Linked DNA regions of Homo sapiens: regions 2, 3, 4, 5 and 6 are each linked to region 1. Evidence: chromatin contacts called from ENCODE Hi-C or POLR2A ChIA-PET data. All regions are on one chromosome and are shown on one strand. The core of a region is the stretch at or near the end of the contact, and the rest is flanking DNA. Distances in the headings are between cores, read along the strand shown.

The links. Hi-C counts contacts between places; a loop is a spot of excess contacts on that map. ChIA-PET counts read pairs that join two places held with the same protein, here RNA polymerase II (POLR2A). Pooled maps may share reads with other maps.
Region 2: a loop to region 1 is called in a pooled map, with 5 times the contacts of the local background. The contact joins the enhancer-like site here to the promoter of ZFAS1 in region 1. A Hi-C loop is called at or near these places in 2 of 50 pooled maps. POLR2A ChIA-PET finds 5 or more read pairs at or near these places in 2 of 52 experiments (AG04450 and activated CD4-positive, alpha-beta T cell).
Region 3: a loop to region 1 is called in a pooled map, with 26 times the contacts of the local background. The contact joins the enhancer-like site here to the promoter of ZFAS1 in region 1. A Hi-C loop is called at or near these places in 3 of 50 pooled maps. POLR2A ChIA-PET finds 5 or more read pairs at or near these places in 3 of 52 experiments (GM12878, OCI-LY7 and activated T-cell).
Region 4: a loop to region 1 is called in a map with no recorded cell type, with 12 times the contacts of the local background. The contact joins the promoter of BCAS4 here to the promoter of ZFAS1 in region 1. A Hi-C loop is called at or near these places in 1 of 37 single-sample maps with no recorded cell type and 5 of 50 pooled maps. POLR2A ChIA-PET finds 5 or more read pairs at or near these places in 2 of 52 experiments (CD8-positive, alpha-beta memory T cell and activated CD4-positive, alpha-beta T cell).
Region 5: a loop to region 1 is called in a pooled map, with 12 times the contacts of the local background. The contact joins the promoter of LINC01754 here to the promoter of ZFAS1 in region 1. A Hi-C loop is called at or near these places in 2 of 37 single-sample maps with no recorded cell type and 4 of 50 pooled maps. POLR2A ChIA-PET finds 5 or more read pairs at or near these places in 1 of 52 experiments (A673).
Region 6: a pooled map shows a loop between it and region 1 (20-fold over the local background). The contact joins the promoter of PARD6B here to the promoter of ZFAS1 in region 1. A Hi-C loop is called at or near these places in 6 of 50 pooled maps.

What each region holds. Positions count from the first base shown.
Region 1 is chr20:49,276,869-49,279,568 of GRCh38, forward strand. ZFAS1 (ZNFX1 antisense RNA 1) reads left to right here and starts at 1,310. Exons shown (of 4, transcript NR_036658.2): 1 at 1,310-1,848; 2 at 2,236-2,340. ZNFX1 (zinc finger NFX1-type containing 1) reads right to left here and starts at 1,189. Exons shown (of 14, transcript NM_021035.3): 1 at 1,153-1,189. SNORD12C (small nucleolar RNA, C/D box 12C) reads left to right here and starts at 2,077; the gene lies at 2,077-2,155. RefSeq lists enhancers at 364-423, 765-1,265, 1,266-1,766, 1,524-1,818, 1,694-1,893 and silencers at 964-1,193, 1,244-1,603.
Region 2 is chr20:50,337,261-50,339,960 of GRCh38, forward strand. No RefSeq gene overlaps it. Among named protein-coding and RNA genes, the nearest start is that of LINC01271, 17 kb to the left of the region's middle. RefSeq lists an enhancer at 1,854-2,053. Within about 2 kb of position 1,376, at least 14 of the 41 ENCODE cell types and tissues checked have a DNase peak (open chromatin) inside an H3K27ac peak, as active enhancers do.
Region 3 is chr20:50,540,501-50,543,200 of GRCh38, forward strand. The region is part of intron 1 of PTPN1 (protein tyrosine phosphatase non-receptor type 1); the gene reads left to right. Among named protein-coding and RNA genes, the nearest start is that of PTPN1, 31 kb to the left of the region's middle. RefSeq lists enhancers at 35-1,234, 581-1,081, 1,082-1,582, 1,502-1,551. Within about 2 kb of position 1,276, at least 11 of the 41 ENCODE cell types and tissues checked have a DNase peak (open chromatin) inside an H3K27ac peak, as active enhancers do; they include GM12878, where a contact is called at or near this core.
Region 4 is chr20:50,793,656-50,796,393 of GRCh38, forward strand. BCAS4 (breast carcinoma amplified sequence 4) reads left to right here and starts at 1,406. Exons shown (of 5, transcript NM_198799.4): 1 at 1,406-1,518. The coding sequence starts at 1,429. RefSeq lists a silencer at 1,139-1,958.
Region 5 is chr20:47,410,825-47,413,524 of GRCh38, forward strand. It overlaps LINC01754 (long intergenic non-protein coding RNA 1754), which reads right to left and starts at 1,320. Exons shown (of 3, transcript NR_146496.1): 1 at 1,246-1,320. RefSeq lists an enhancer at 1,971-2,130.
Region 6 is chr20:50,730,263-50,732,979 of GRCh38, forward strand. PARD6B (par-6 family cell polarity regulator beta) reads left to right here and starts at 1,318. Exons shown (of 3, transcript NM_032521.3): 1 at 1,318-1,590. The coding sequence starts at 1,525. RefSeq lists an enhancer at 421-470 and silencers at 661-870, 971-1,760.

The DNA.
Region 1 (2,700 bases), core at 60-2,559:
CCCAGCCCTCCTGGCGCAGGCTCAGTATTTAGAGTTTGTTTGTTTATTTTCAATTCTCCGAGGGGAAAATTCCTTCTTCCCCTTGTTGAAAAATGCTAAAATAGAAACTCCAGAAAATTTAAAAGAAACGGAAGAAAAGAAAAAAAGATGTTAAAAAAAAGGCAAGGGAAGGAAGGGAGGAGTAGACATGAACAGGAAATGCTGGGATCGAAAACAGACTGAAGTGTTTTTTTTTGGTGGGGGGAATCAAGGCCTAAAGGGCACGAAGAAGAAAATCAGTGATGATCAAGCTGGCCTGGAGTCAGAATGAGAGGGGCTAGTCATCACCAGAGTGGGACGCAGGAGGCTGAGGTCGGAGGCAGAGCTGGGTTTGGGGGAAGTCTCCAGGGTCCTGGGGAATCCCTGACCCAGGGAGCCCACGGTCCCTAATGGAAATGTTATGGGGTCAGGGAGCGCCAAGGCTGTGAGGTGGCGGGGTTATGGGGGCCTTGGGGAGAGGGTGGTAGCGAGCACCAGGGGGTGCTTGCTGAGGACGGAGGCGGCGGGGTGGGGGCAGGGAGCAGGCTGAAGGGGGTGCCGAGGTGCTCTGTAGAAGAGGGGGATTGATAAGGTGACAGGAGGTGAGGCCGGAGGAATGAGGGGGGTGCGAGTGGCAGAAGGGAGGGCACAGACAGGGGTAGGGGCAGAGGAGATCGAAGTGCTGAGGGCAGAAGCGGTGACGGTGTCGGGGGTGCTGGGGAGAGCGACGGGCCAGCTGAGGGGATGGGGACACTAAAGAGAGTACAGGGGAGCCGAAGGGGCGACGGGGCGCTGAGATGGGCCAGGGGCTGAGTGGGTGACGGGGCGCTGAGTAGGCGATGGAGGTCTGGGGTCTGAGGGGGAGACGGGGCGCTGAGAGGCGCTCTGAGTGGGTGCTGATGCCGCTGGGGGCCAAAGAGGTGACAAGGCTCTGAGTGGGTGATGGGGGTCTGGGGATTGAGGGGGCGACGGGGCGCTGAGGGGCCAGGGGCTCTGAGCGGGTGACGGGTGCGTTGGGGGCTTGAGAGGGTGACAGGTCTTACGGGCAGAGGCAGTGGCGGGTCGGCGCGGGCGCCGGGGTTCGCGGCGAGGCAAGGAAGAATCAGGGGCAGGGGCAGTTGCGGGGCCACTCACCCGGCTCCGGCGCGTCCTTTCACTGCCGCCGGCGAGTGCTGGGGCTTCGGCCCAGGCAGGTCGGTGGCCCCGCCCGGCGCCGCGCACTTTCGGTTTCCGTTCCCCGCAGACCCTGGGCGGAGCCGGGCGGGCGGCCCAGAGGAGGAGAAGGAGGAGGCGGGGGCCCAGGGTGGAGAGCACGAGGGCCTGGCCCAGGCACGGCCGGCGCCTCCGCCCTCGAGGAGGGCGTCACCTCAGCTCCCCCCGGCGGCGGAGCCGGCGGGCTCAGGCGGGCGCGGCTGAGGGGAGCGGACCGCGGGGGGCGGGAGATGACTGCGCCCAAGGCCTTTGCGGGCCTCAGCCGGCCCCAGAGGAAGGGGAACCCGTCGAGCGGTTTGGTGCGTGTGAAGCGCGACATGGCGAGGAAGCGGACAAGCCCGGGTGGCCCGGCGTGTAGAGGGAAGGGGGCGGGGCTAGACGCGGCCTGGACAACTACTAGAGCGCCTCGGGCTGTGCTGCTCGAGACTACATTTCCCAGAGCGACGCGCGCGGAGCGGGCGGGAAAGAGAGCGTTTCGGGTCCAGTGCGCAGGTGCGAAAGCCATCTTTGGTTATATAAGGGAGGTTCAGGAAGCCATTCGTTCTTTCGCGTCTGCGGTGCCCGGAGTGTGGTACTTCTCCTAGTTGCAGTCAGGCTTCATACGCTATTGTCCTGCCCGTAAGTTCCCGTTTTGTGTGTGGTGAGTGGAAACTCCATGTTCTTCGTTGGAGACCTCTGGTCCTCCCTTCCCTTCTTTGTGCCGTCGTCTCTGCGGCCAGCCCTAATCTCCTTCTCGTGGCTTCTCCGTCTCTGACCCCAAATAGGCCTTAAGGGCGTGGGAGAAATGAGTTTCTGGAGCTGGAAAAGCCACTGCCTTCTGCACGGGCCTGAGAAGCCCTTGGCTGGTGTAAATGATGACTTCACTTTTTTCCCCATCAGATCGACAATGCTGACGTCTTATATTTTGCCAGTTAGTTCTGATACATCGGCCTCAAAAGGCCCGGCCTTGTTCGTTTCTGACCGTGGGAAGATGGCGGTTAACGCCCTTTATTTGTTGGTTCACAGGTTAGAGCAGCCAGCGGGTACAGAATGGATTTTGGAAGAGGGAGTCACCACTGGACCTCCAAGGAAGCCACGTGCAGACATCTACAACCTTCGATCTCCTGACGAGTAAGTCTTTGTCTCCTATGGGTCTACTGTAGAAAACACGTGCTTTGAGAAGCTTTAGTTTTCTAGGAAAACGTGGGATTTAACAAAGCACTTTCTATCGAGCATTTATTAGGTATTTAAAAAAGTGTTCTGACGGCCGGGCGCTGTGGCTGACGCCTGTAACCCCAGCACTTGGGGAGGCCAAGGCAGATGGGTCACCTGAGGTCAAGATTTGGAGACCAGCCTGGCCAACATGGTGAAACCCTGACTCTATTAAAAATACAGAAATTAGCTGGGCGTGGTGGTACGCGCCTGTAATCCCAGCAACTCACAAGGCTGAGGCAGGAGAATTGCCCGAACCCGGGCGGCGGAGGTTGTAGT
Region 2 (2,700 bases), core at 126-2,625, 1.1 Mb after region 1:
TCGGGGGCAGGGTTGGGGGTGGGAGATGGGTTTGGTTATACAAGGGCAATGAGGGATCCTCGTGGTGATAGAAATGTCTGTATCTTGACTATATCACTGTCAATATCTTTATTGTGACTGTTAACATTGGGGGAAACTGGAAAGGGTATATGGACTCTCTCTGTTTATTTCTTACAACTGCATGTAAATCTATAATAATCTCAAAAGAATACATTTTAAAAAGAATATATTATACAATTTTCTATACCCAGACACTACTAAATATAATTATATCTTTGGTAACACAGACACACTGTTCTCAGATAACGGAAGTAGTGCGGTGATTATGTGTGTGACTTGACAATGGGATGGGCTGGGTTCAAATCTCAGCTACCAGTCCCTTCACCTCCTTGGGCCTCAGTTTCCACACCTGCAGGTGCTGAGCAATGAGAGGAACTGTCTCGTGGGGTTGCTGGGGGGACACGATGACGTGATTCATGAGACATGCAGAGCACAATGCTCACTTGCAGTGGCTGCCCAGTAAATGAAATTGCCACTTTTCCGGGCTGTAGAAAAGGCTACAGGTAGAGGCAGGCAGAGGATTGGACCCGAGAGCATCCTCTGAGAGCTCTAGATTGGGATCATGTCTCACCAGCCAGGGGGTTTGTTTTGACTTCTTTCTTGCAGGGAAGTGTCTGCTGAGTGGTCCATTCCACTCCCCTGAGTTTGGCCTGGTCGCTTCTTGTCTGCCCTCTGGACCCCGGTGGGTGCAAACTTTCATGGGTGTCTCTCCACCTGGAGCCTGTGGTTGGGACTGCTCAGGTGGGGACACAGCCTGGGGGGTGATCCTCTGTAAGGCAAAATGGAGCAGGAGTGGAACCCATGCCTACTGCATACCTATTGTGTGCCTTGTGACTTACGTGCTGCAGCTCACGGAATTCTCCCAACAACTTTGAGCAGTAGGTGCTATAATCACTCCTGCGTGATCCAGAGAAAACCGAGACTTGGTGAGGGGAATGGACTTGTCCAAGGTTGTGCAACTAGTAGGTGGCAGAGCTGAGATCTGAGCCCTGGTCTGTCTGATTTAAATCCAGAATCATTTTCACTGTTGATAATAACCTCACCACTTATTAAGTATCTACTAGAGTAATCAATATGCTAGCTCTTTCCATTGAGGTATGATCACCTTTCCATTTTAGAGAAGAGGAAATAGGGGTTAGGCAAGGTGCATTGCCAAGATGGACAACAGCTCTCAAAAAACAGCCAACCTTGCAGCCAACGGGCAGCTTTCTTGTGTGCCCCCAACCCCACCTGTAGCTCCAGCCCAGCTCAGCCAAGATCACTCAAGCTTTGGGACTTTTAAATGCTGAGTCAGCAAACAGCCCCTACCTTGAGATACTCTGCCTAGGCAGACTGTGGTTGTTTGCACTTCAGCTTCAGGCCTCCAGGGTCAGCTGAGATAGCAAGACCTTCCCCTGGGGGCTGGATGGGGTCATTGGGAGCCACTGAGAGACCCTTTCCCCACTTGGCCTGGCAGACAGAGTGGCAGTTGGAAGAGGCTCGAGGTGGCTGTGGTGGTAACAACTTCCTTTTGAGTAATAACATTTACTGAAAAGCAATTCTGCTTTTAGCACCAGAAGTTCACCATCCTTGCAAGCAGGCGCCTAAGAATACCTTCATTCAACCACAGTTCAGAGATTCACAGACTTCCTTTTGCACTCCCTCCAGGAGAGTTTCACATTTGGTGTTGAGGGAAAACCAAATACCACAATTATTGGAGGGGGTGGGAGGGGTGTTGAGAGGGAGGTGATGCGAAGGAGGCCAGGTGGCATCAACCACAGCCCCCAAGGCCTCACAGGCAGCCTCTGGGCAGCGGCTCAGCCTCTCGCCCTCAGTTACTGGAAAGACAGCGGACGAGCTCATAATGAAACCGACAGGCTGACAATTTATCTTCCTTTTACAAGAAAAAGAAAGTGATTGTCCTTCAAACAAGCATGACTTTGGAAGCCAGGGACTTACCCTGGCCACTCTGCAAATTAGAGACAGAGCCAGGCTGCTCCAGAGGCCCCGAGCCCCTGCCTGTCACCCCCAATTAGCGCTGGAGTTCTTTAGGCTCGTTTTTTCTATTGCCCAAAATCCAGTCTACTGGGGCATAATGGGGACTTATGGAAAGAAAAAAATCCAATCTGCACTTGGGAGGGGATAGCCTTAAATGTTAGGCACTCACCGCAGGCAGCTGGGGGTGGCTGAGGGCAAGGGAGAAGGCATGGGTGGGGAAGGAGGGGATGTGCCAGGCAGAGCCAGGAGGCTCCAAAAAGCAGCTCTAAAAAGCTCTCCCCCTCCCAGCAATCCAGCCTCCTGACTCACGCCAGACACAGAGGCAGCTGATGGGATGGGAAGAGGCTGGCTTTGGGAGCCACAGGGATGTGGGGGCAAACTCCAGCTCTGCCACTTGCTGGCTGTGTGACCTTGGGTGGGTAACTTCACCTCTCTGAGACTCAGTTTCCTCACCTTTAAGATGAGGATGAGTATAGGAGGTCAGGACATGACCTTCCTGTGCTCAAAACCCTCCCACGGCTCCCACCTCACTTGGCAGAAAGTCAAAGATCTCTGTGGCCTACCAGGCCCTACAAGATCTTTCCCATGCTTCCCTTATAACCTCATCTCTCTCTCTCTGTCTCTTTTTTTTTTTTTTTTTTTAAGACAGGGTCTCACTTTGTC
Region 3 (2,700 bases), core at 26-2,525, 1.3 Mb after region 1:
TCATGAAGGATCTGGCCCCGTGACCCAGACACCTCCTACTAGGTCCATTTTTAACATTGGGGATCACATTTCAACGTGAGATTTGGAGGGGGCAAAACTACAAACCATGTCACTCAGGGATTGGAGGAGCAAGTACCACCTATACTTTGGACTCAGGTAGAAAGGCAAAATATCCAGGAAATAAGCTGCTACCGTCCAGGGTTCAGCAGAGGTGCCCATCAGCCTGCCAAGTACTCAAGAGTCCAGCCTCTAGGGAGCTAATCATCATGGTGAGCTCTTCGAGGCACAGGGAGCTGGGAAGACAGTGCTTGCCACCCCTGCCTGAATAGTGTTTGCACAGAGAGTTCTGTTGTGTCTTGATTGGGTCCTCCTGCCACTGGGAATGCTGTGGATTATACTAGGTCTCTATCTGGCTTGTTTCAGGGCTCCATGTGAAAACCTTCTTGATATCCTAGCCATCCACCTGCTCAGTCCCTAGTTTGCAAGGAGGCTGTGGGGAGCCTAGATTCTGTGTCAGATAGAATGTACTACATTCCGTCTCAGGAATGTACCACATCAGAAAACAGTGCGACCTGCAGGAGAAGTAGAGGTGAAGAGGCACATTCTTCCGAGAAATGTTTCTCTCAACACCCAGCATTCCCTGGATATCAGCAGGAAATTACTCACTGCTAGAAAATGCCCCATGAGCCTTCTGTTAAGGAGGTCAAGGGAGAGAACAGAGAAAGTTCTCAAAGTTGACTTGGTCACTGGTACTTTCTTATGCGGTTCTTATTTTGTTTGCCATCGTCATCATCATGCTATGTCTATTTTCTCAATCCAAATCCACTGCTTTCACCTTGGTTCTTTCTGACCGGTTTGGCACACTCATTCAGTAAATCCTTATGGAGAGCCCAATGTCTGCATAATTGTGCTGTGCTGATGACCAAGCTAGACCTACGAGTGTCGGCTCCTTTGAGATGTACGGGACAGCTCTTCTGTCATCTCTTCTGGGAAGCCTCTCCAGGCTTGGTGAACAGTGGCAAGATGTTTAACAGTTGTACATGTGTCCCATGTTCCTTTCTAAGAGCCTGGGCAAACCAGACCCGGTCGCAGGTCATCGTAGTATGGCGTGAGCTTCCTCTCTCCTTTCTGACCTTTTGTGTGATGGCAAGAACCTGCAGAGTGACACAAGCAGCAGGCTTCTGAGGTTGCTCTAGCCTCAGAATGGCCGTCCCTTCTCCACCCTGGCCCTCATTGCTGAGGTTTCCTTTGAAGCAACAGTGCCGGAACAGACTAGGGGAAGCAGCTTGGACATAGCTGTATGATTTATTACCACCCATTGAGGCCAACCAAAGTCGGCAAGGAGAGGTAGCAGGTCAGTGGTGCCTGGAAGCTTCCTCTTTCCTTTGCACCAGATGTGACTGCTCTGCAATTACTCCTAAATTTGCTACTCTCGTTTTTACTAGCCAACCTTGATGTTTTTCCCTTCTTCCTGTAGAATAGACTTCCCCTCTGATCAGTACTTTCTACTCAACACTATTTGTGGCCACAGTGGGAACTCATTGAGGACAGGGACCATGACATTACTACCTGACCCATCAACACTTGGCATAACTTGAAATGCAAGGACAAAAATTGGCTGCAAGTACAATGTGGTCTTCACTCTGAAGGTGATCCTTAAAACTTGGCTTTGGCATCATATTGCCTTAATATACCTAGGGGATTGGGTAAAACCAGTTACTTTAAAAGAGTTTTACAATTCTGGCCTTCTAGCTATCTTGTCTTCTTAAACAAGAGCACAAGATGAATGTATCTTAGTGAAATTTTATATGGTTTGCTTTGAGTAATCTTGCGAAGATTGATTTTTAGCACAGTAGGAAAGACACATTCTAATAGTGATTTTTTTCCCCGAGTTTATGTACTGCTGTTGCATGAAAATCTGACTAGATTTAATGTTCCTAAAGTTCTTTGTTCATCCTGATTTTTGCAGGTCCTAGGGAAAGCTTTGTTTTCCTCTTAACCTAACTTAGATGTTGTCATTTCATGAGCTTTGGAGGAAGAGTGTATAGCCAATTGTGTAATGTCTTTAAAGGATATTATCTCTGCAATAGTTGTTTATAAGGCCTAAGTTATTCATGTAATAATAGTGGCCCCGGATCTGTTTCTAGCAATAGGTATATGGATTTTGGTTCCTATATAGTTGTAGTTGTGGCTTTGAGATATTGAGCAAGCCCTTTTAAGAAAGGATTTGGCATCCCTCAGCCTTCAAAAGCTTCTCAAAATTGATCATATGTTATTAGCAAAGGTTTACTGCCTGCTTCCATTGTATAGACAATTTATTTTTTATGTATTCCGTTCTAAGAAGGCAGATGACCAAAAGATCTTGCATCTGTTGCCCAAGGCTTGTGACTAGAGAGGAAAGAGATAAGAATACTTTTTTAAAATCCCATTTTACTAAATATGTTGAGGAAGTGGTAAGATATATTAATTTGTTGAGATTTTTCTGTTATGCCTATTATATGAAATAGGTACTCTGAACATGGCTTCTTAATTAAATATATTTGATAAAATACAACTTGCTTCCCCTGGAGTTTAGAAGTCAGATAACTGCCATGGAGAGCTATGCTTTCTTTGTTTTAAAGATCTGCTTATGAACATGATAAACAGGAACAATTTAATGTTTTCAATATTTTCTTGTATTTTACTGCAAGTTTATACACA
Region 4 (2,738 bases), core at 156-2,655, 1.5 Mb after region 1:
TTAATTTTTTTTTTTCTTTTAGAGAGATGGAGTCTCCTTATGTTTGCCCAAGCAGCTCAGCCTTTTTTTTTTTTTTTTTTTGTGAGGCGATTTAACATTTAAAGAAAAGTCAGCAGGCAGGGGGCGCTGGCCCACGCCTGTAATCCTAGCACTTTGGGAGGCCGAGGCAGGTGGCTCACCTGAGGTCAGGAGTTCGAGAGCAGCCTGGCCAACATGGCGAAACCCCGTCTCTACTAAAAAATACAAAAATTAGAATTAGTCGGGCGTGGTGACAGGCGCCTGTAATCCCAGCTACTCGGGAGGCTGAGGGAGGGGGAGAATTGCTTGAACCCGGAATGTGGAAGTTACAGTGAGCCGAAATCGCACCACTGCACTCCAGCCTGGGCGACAGAGCGAGACTCCGTCTCCAAAAAAAAAAAATTAATTAATTAAAAATAAAAATAAGTCATCAAACGAAAAATCAAAACTTCAGACTTGTCTTATACCTATTTGCCTTTTAGTACTTTCCTCATTAGCACTGTTGGGGTGGGAGATGAGGCGCACCTCGCTCTCTTCAGCCCCAAGGCTTGTAAAGGGTCTATCTAGGCCGGCCTCCGAGGGCATGGAGGGAGTGGGTGCGGTTGTGAAATGTAGTGCGCTCAATAGTTTCCTGGTGAAGTTTATTTTAAAATCCGCACCGAAGAGGAAGACGAGGACCGTCACACTCGGCCTTCCCTAAATTCCAGGACCCTCCGCCCGATGCAAACTAGATGCTTTAGTAGGATGGGAACGGGTGGGGGGCGGGCGGCTTTGGGCTTCCTCTAAGCTAGCGCCTCTCTAACCCGGACGCCCGTTAGAATCACCCGGGGAGTTTTAGAAACTACCGATGCCCAAGCCCCACTCCGAAGGATTCCAACTTAATCGGCCTGGTGCGAGGCCTGGCTTCCGGGCTTTTAAAAGCTTCCCGGGGATTCTATTTTACGGCCGGGTCCGGGGCCGGGAGCCTGTACTCTACCGGGATTCCGATGGGGAGGGGTGGCTTGCCCCAATAGTTCTCAAATTTAGCTTTGGGTCAACAATCTGGTTGGAACCACCTAACAAACATCAAAAGATCCTGATGCCCAGGTCTTAACCCAGAGACGGTGTGGTCCAGGCTTGGGAAATTCTAAAAGAGCTCCAGGTGACTGCCATCTGCAAGCGAGTTTGCAAAGCACTGATGCCCAGGTGCTGCGGGGGCGGGCGCAGCGCGCGCCGCTCGCCACTGGGTGGCGCTGCCCGCTCGGCCCGGCGCTCCTGGAGCTGCGAGCCGCGACCGCCGGGAGCGCACCTGCCCCGCCTCCGCCAGGCGGTCCGCGGGGCATGCAGCGGACCGGGGGCGGGGCTCCGAGGCCCGGGCGCAACCACGGGCTCCCAGGCAGCCTCCGCCAGCCGGACCCCGTCGCCCTCCTGATGCTGCTCGTGGACGCTGATCAGCCGGAGCCCATGCGCAGCGGGGCGCGCGAGCTCGCGCTCTTCCTGACCCCCGAGCCTGGGGCCGAGGTAGGGGACGGGGCTGTGGAGTTGGAGGAGAGGGTTCTCGCGGTTAGGGGTCCGGGCTCCGGACCCTCGGCTTCCCCGGAGCATCCTCTCGCTCCCGGAGTGGGGGGCCCGGGGATTCCCCCCTTCCTGAAGGGTGGCTGCGGGGCGCCACGCAGAGATGTGCAGCGGGTCGTCCCTGCTCGCTCCTCCGGGCGACACCGGGCCCCGGAGGCCCAGGCTCGCTTTCCCTCCCCACCCGGGTCCCCCAGCATCCGCCGGGTCCTCAGGCGCCGCCCTTTGCCAGGCCGGCCCTGGGAGAGGCGGACCCCGGGACCTCTGCTGCCCCGGCTACCTCCGAGCGGTGCCCGGGCCGAGCGGCGCCTCAGGCTGCGGCTGTGCGGGCCGCGCTGCGCTGCTGCAGCTCGGAGCGAAAACACCACGCCTCTGTCTGCGCTTTCTATTTTAAAAGCACCAAGTGAAAAGCAGATCTAAAACGAGACCCTCTACCTTCCGGCTGGAGGCATCTGTCGACGCTGTTGTGAAAAAGTTATTTGTCTGAGTTCACTAGGAGTTATTTACGGTCAGAAATTCAACCCATTCTCTTTTTAAACCACAAAAGCAGTACAGGAGTATTTAACATAAAGGCTATGCACCCCTTTCTCTTTTCTCTCCCACCCCAATTCTAGTTTTCTTAGAAAACCAGCATTAACTGTTTGGTATAAATCATTCCGGACATTTAAAATGCATTTACAAATGTAGATATCTGTATCTGCCTAGGCAGAGTATTGGCTCATGCCAGTGGTCCCAGCATTCTGGGAGGCTGAGGCAGGAGGATTGCTTGGGATGGGGATAGGGGACGGGGAAGAGTGAGGCTGCAGTGAGGCTTGATCATGCCACTGCACTCCAGCCTGGGCGACAGAGTGAGACATTTAAAAAAAAATCTATCTCGCCAGGCCTGGTGGCTCACGCTTGTAATCCCAGCACTACTGGGAGGCCGAGACGGGTGGATCACCTGAGGTCAGGAGCTCGAGACCAGCCTGACCAACATGGTGAAACCCCGTCTCTACTAAAAATACAAAAATTAGCCGGGTGTGTAATCCCAGCTACTTGGGAGGCTGAGGCAGGAGGATCGCTTGAACCTGGGAGGCGGAGGCTGCAGTGAGCTGAGATCAGCCATTGCATTCCAGCCTGGGCAACAAGAGCAAAACTCCCTCTCAAAAAAAAAAACCATAAAATATCTT
Region 5 (2,700 bases), core at 70-2,569, 1.9 Mb before region 1:
CTCATGCCTGTAATCCCAGCACTTTGGGAGGCCAAGGTGGGCGGATCACTTGAGGTCAGGAGTTGGAGAACAGCCTGGCCAACATGGTGAAACCCCATCTCTACTAAAAATACAAAAATTGGCCAGGTGTAGTGGCAGGCACCTGTAATCCCAGCTACTTGAGAGGCTGAGGCAGAAGAATCACTTGAACCTCGGAGGCAGAGGTTGCAGTGAGCTGATATCATGCCACTGCACTTCAGCCTGGGCGACAGAGCAAGACTCCGTCCCAAAACAAACAAACAAACAAACAAACAAACAAACAAAAACCAATGTGTAAGTGAACAGAGAGAACAAGAAGTTTAAGGAAAATTAAAAACATAAAGGACAAAGTGAGAGAAGAGAATATCTGTAAAATACATGAATACACACACACAGTAGATGTTTCATGGTTGTTTATCCCCCACCTCTCGCTGGAACACAGACTGGTGCCCCACTTCGTGCTTGGGATGTCCTTCCTCTGTTTCTTGGCTGAGTCGAACTTGTGCTGCTTCCTTTCTCCTTAAATATCCTTTCCTCTGGACAGGATGTTCCTGAAGGAGGCCACAAGGCAGAACATCTCGGCTAACTTTAGTTTGCTATTTTCAGCCTGAATTTGTGCCTGGGCAAATCAGTCCACGGACAGAGTATCCTCCCCAGTTGGATATTTCTTGCATGAGCATCAGAATTTTGTGGGACACAAGGCTTAGTTTCACTAAGCTCTGAGCCTCAAAACCTGGTATGCATCTGGGTTAGAGAGCCTCATCCAGTCTTTTTTTTTTTTTTTTTTTTTTGAGATGGAGTCTCACTCTGTCGCCCAGGCTGGAGTGCAGTGGCGTGATCTCAGCTCACTGCAAGCTCTGCCTCCCGGGTTCATGCCATTCTCTTGCCTCAACCTCCCGAGTAGCTAGGACTACAGGCACCCACCACCACACCCGGCTAATTTTTTGTATTTTTTTTTAGTAGAGACGGGGTTTCACCGTGTTAGCCAGGATGGTCTTGATCTCCTGACCTTGTGATCCGCCCGCCTCGGCCTCCCAAAGTGCTGGGATTACAGGCGTGAGCCACCGCGCCTGGCCCTCATCCAGTCTTAAAAAAAAATTCCCTGAGCTGTAGAATATATGGTGGACATATTTTCTGCATTCCTTTTTTGATGTAGGTAGGAAAAAAACCCAAAAAACCCCAAATCACAATTGTCCCTCCAGGGAACTGAGAAGCTGGGGTACTTACCCATTGACTCCTGTATTCCATTGGTTAAGAAAAGCTTCTGGTGGCTTTAAGTCCCTAACACTTTTTTGGGGCTGTCTTGCATCCTGTGCTGGAGACAGCTCTTAGGTTAAGAGACACAGGTGTTCAGCCTGGGCAACATAAGGCGACACTGTCTCTGCCAAAAAATAAAAAAAATAAAAAAATAAAAGCCAGGGGGTGGTGCGTGCACCTGTGGTCCCAGCAACTCAGGAGGCTGAAGTGAGAAAATTGCTCGAGTCTAGGAGGTTGAGGCTGCAGTGAGCTGTGATCATGCCACTGCCAGCAGCCTGGGCAACAGAGCAAGACTTTGCCTCAAGAGAAAAGAAAAACAGTCAGATGCGGTGGCTCATGCCTGTAAACCCAGCACTTTGGGAGGCTGAGGCAAGTGGATTACTTGAGGTCAGGAGTTCAAGACCAGGCTGGCCAACATGGCAAAACCCCATCTCTACTAAAAATACAAAAATTAGCTGGGCGTGGTGGCTTGCACCTGTAATCTCAGCTACTTGGGAGGCTGAGTTAGGAGAATCACTTGAACCTGGGAGGTGGAGGTGTCAGTGAGCCGAGATCACCCCACTGCCCTCCAGCCTATGCAACAGAATGAGACTCCATCTCAAAATAATAAAAAAGAGACTAGTGTGGGAGGATCACCTGAGCCCAGGAGGCGGAAGTTGCAGTGAGCTGAGATCACGCCACTACAGTTTAGCTTGGGTGACAGAGTGAGACTCTCTCAAAAAAGAAGAAGAAGAAGAAGAGAAACAGATGTGTGTGTGAGGTGGGAGCTGCCAGCCTGTCCATCATAGTTGTAGCTAATCTCAGAAGCAGGCCAAGGGGATTTGCTATAGGGCACCAGCAGTATATGCTAGAAAGAGAATGTAGTACATGTACTGGCTTGTAGCACAGGGGACATTCTAGTTTTAGGCAATGCTGAATCAAGGGCCTCAAATAATGTCAACAGGACTTGAACTTTCACCATCTTTTAGTTCCTTACACCTTATATCCTCTATTAGTGGCTTCTCACAACTGTGGGCTTAATCCTACCAGTCCAGGAGCCCCAGTAGAACAGAGCATCCTTTCTAACACCTGAGCTGACTTTCATGGTCTTGCTTGAGTTCTGTGCCCAGTCCTGCTCTACGGCCAGGAAGCTGTGGCCCTCTGATTGACCAGATCTGAGCTAAACGCAGTGGTGTGTTGATAAATGTCTAACAATAGTCTTTTTGAGAAAATAAAAGTTTTGATTTGTAGTGTTTCCTGATTTCTATGATGTAAGTACCCCCATTAGCTTGAAACCATAGCCGATTTCAATTACCAATGTAGTGTCAACCGGTTTACAGAACTCTTGTCATGTCCCATCAGCTCTAGTGAGCTAGTTCGAGCCAGCTCAAACACAATGCTGGCTCATGTGTCTCCTGTTGAACAGAGGCAGTTGAGGCACCCCAT
Region 6 (2,717 bases), core at 68-2,567, 1.5 Mb after region 1:
ATCTCAGGTTGGACCTTCCCCTCCACCTCCATTCCCCTGCCCCCTTCCTGGCTTGCAGGTTTCAACAGCTCTTGGATTCCCGGGTCCCACAGGGAGACCTTGGGACCTGGGAATCTCCTCCAGCCAAAAGCTTCAGTCTTCTCCTCTCCTCCCCATGACCCACAGGGTCTGTGTGAAGAGAGGCCGGGCTCTGGGACGTTCAGAGAGGAGGATTCAGCGTTTTGTTGCTCTGGGACACAGCTTGGTCACTCCGGGAAACGAACACAACCTAGAGGCTGTCATTTGTAGAAACAGCGAATGGCCAAGGAATGGCGGGAGGAGGGAAAAGGAAGACTTTTAAAGAAAAAAAAAAAAAGCCCTGAAAGACTGGACTAGAAATCCTCAGGGAGGCTGGGCCTGCAAGGAGCCTTCCCGCGCCTCAGCCCACTTTCCTTCCCTCTCGACCTGACGGACTTAAGGCGTGCAGAGTCTCTTCGGACAAAATGAAGCCAAGAGAGCCCTAAGCTTCTCCCCCAGCAACCGCTGCAGAGGCGGGAAAACTTGAATTTTGCAACCAAGAGTTGCAGCGGGACGCCTAAGCAACGATAAGGGGCGGTGGAGGGGCGTCGTTGGGGGCTGCAGCATCCCAAAGTGGAAGCGGGAAGGGGGCCCGGCTGGAACCGAATAGCCCCGCAGCGCCTCGGCAACCGGACGGGCGGCGCATCCAATCCCCTGGACCGTGCGTGTGACTGGCGCGCGCTAAGCGGCGCGAGCCCCGGCGGAGCCGGGCAACCAGGCGCGCGCTCGCGCGTGCGCAAAAGGCCCACCCAGCCGAGCCCTTCTTCAGGTGCGCTCGCGCTTCCGGCCGGCCTCCCCGCGTGCCTTCCCGGGGCGGAAACTCCAGCACCCGCGCATGCGCCTTCTGGCTCTCCGGCCTGAAGCGGGGCGGAGGGCCATGGCTTCAGGTGATCCCGCCCCTCCCTCGTAGCGCAGGACCAATCGTGCGGTGGTAGGCGGGGTTTTGAGGAGGCAGCCCGCCCACGCACCGCGCGAGGCGTGTATCGATTGGTTGGCGCCGCGGGCGCAGGTGCGCGCTTTCTATTGGGTGTGGGCGGAACGCGAGGGATTGCGGCATCTTCGGGGGCTGCAGGTGAGCGCGCGCACGCGCCGCGGCTGTGGTCCGCTCGGGTGCGCGCGCGCGGGCTCGCGGGGGAGGCGGCAGAGGGAGAGGTTGCGGCGCTTGTGGCCTCCGCTCCGCCCCCTCCTCTCCTCCAGCGCTGTCGCCGTCGCCGCCGGGGCCCGGAGGGAGGGAGCTGCTTCCCCGCCTGCCGCGCCACCAGTCCGACCCTCGGTCCCGCCGTGTGAGCAGCTGGTGGAGTGGAGCTCAGCGCGGACGCCGGAGCTGCGGCCGCCCCCTCTGCAGGTGCCTGTGAGGAGGCGCCCGGGCCGCAACCGCTTTCCGAGATCCCCAGTCGCGCACTCGCTCCCCGCGCTCCTGAGGGGCCGCCCGGCCGGAGGAGGCCGTCGCGGGGCTCGGCGTTCAGCATGAACCGCAGCCACCGGCACGGGGCGGGCAGCGGCTGCCTGGGCACTATGGAGGTGAAGAGCAAGGTGCGCGGGGCCCGGGCTGGGCGGAGCGGCGGGCCTGGGGGGCCGGGGCCTGGGAGAGGCCGGGCCAGGCTCGGAGCGCCGGGGGAGGCGACGGGCTGAGCTGCCCCGGGGTCTGGACGGTGCGGTCGGGAGACTGTGGGTAATAAACTTGCCGAGGAGGGGGTGGCGGGGGTCAGGGGGCGCTAGTGTCCGCCCCTGGCCCGGGCAGGAAGAAGACCTAGTCCAGCATTTAATCTCATTCCGTAAATCTCATTCCCGTGTTCACGGACGGGAGTAGGGGCCAAGGTATATCCAAGGATGGCGCACACTGAGTGAAATGCGAGGCTGCTCAAAAGGTGTAGGAGAATCCTGCCTGCTGGGCTGTGAGTAAAGGGCCCTGGACCACCCCGTTGTTCCCACTTTCTGTGGTTAAGGGGCGCATCGAGTGGCGAAGGAGAGAGCCCAGTGAACTAAACAGCCCTTTAAAAGTTCGCTTTGCTTCCTGCTGGCGCTCTTTCTAGCACTAACTTTGGTATGCATTTAATCTGTAAAATTAGTACTATCACCTTACGTTGGAGTAGCACTTTACAGTTTGACTCTAGATGCTCTTTTCATTCCATCCTGCTACCTACTCACATCAAGTGCTTTTCCCCTTGACCAACGGTATGCCAATCTGCTGATAATTACTTCGGTATTCACTGAATTTCTAAATCTCAAGGCTCAGTGAGCAGGGTAGTCTGTAGGGAGGGATTAGTTAGGGAATGCCTTCCAAAGGGGGTTTTGAGCTGGAATTTGAAGGTGATCGGCAGCCAAGGGAACACTTTCAGCAAGCGTTTCTTGAGTTGAAGAGTTAAAAGGAGCTTAGATAATCTAGCCCAATTCTCTGAGAAGACTGAGGCTTAGAAAGGTTATGACTTCCTCAAGCTGTTTTTTTGCAAAGCCTTCATGCCTTTTTAATAACTTCTAGACATTGCAGAATACAAAACAGGACACTGGCTGGGCCCTGAGAACATTTAAAATAGAATTGAGAAGGCCAAAACACAGAAAAGGAGAAAATTGAAAGTATATCAATTTCAAAAAAAAAAAGTAATGGAGCATCATAGATGGTAAGACTACTAAGGAGTATGTAAAATCAAGGAGTGATTTGA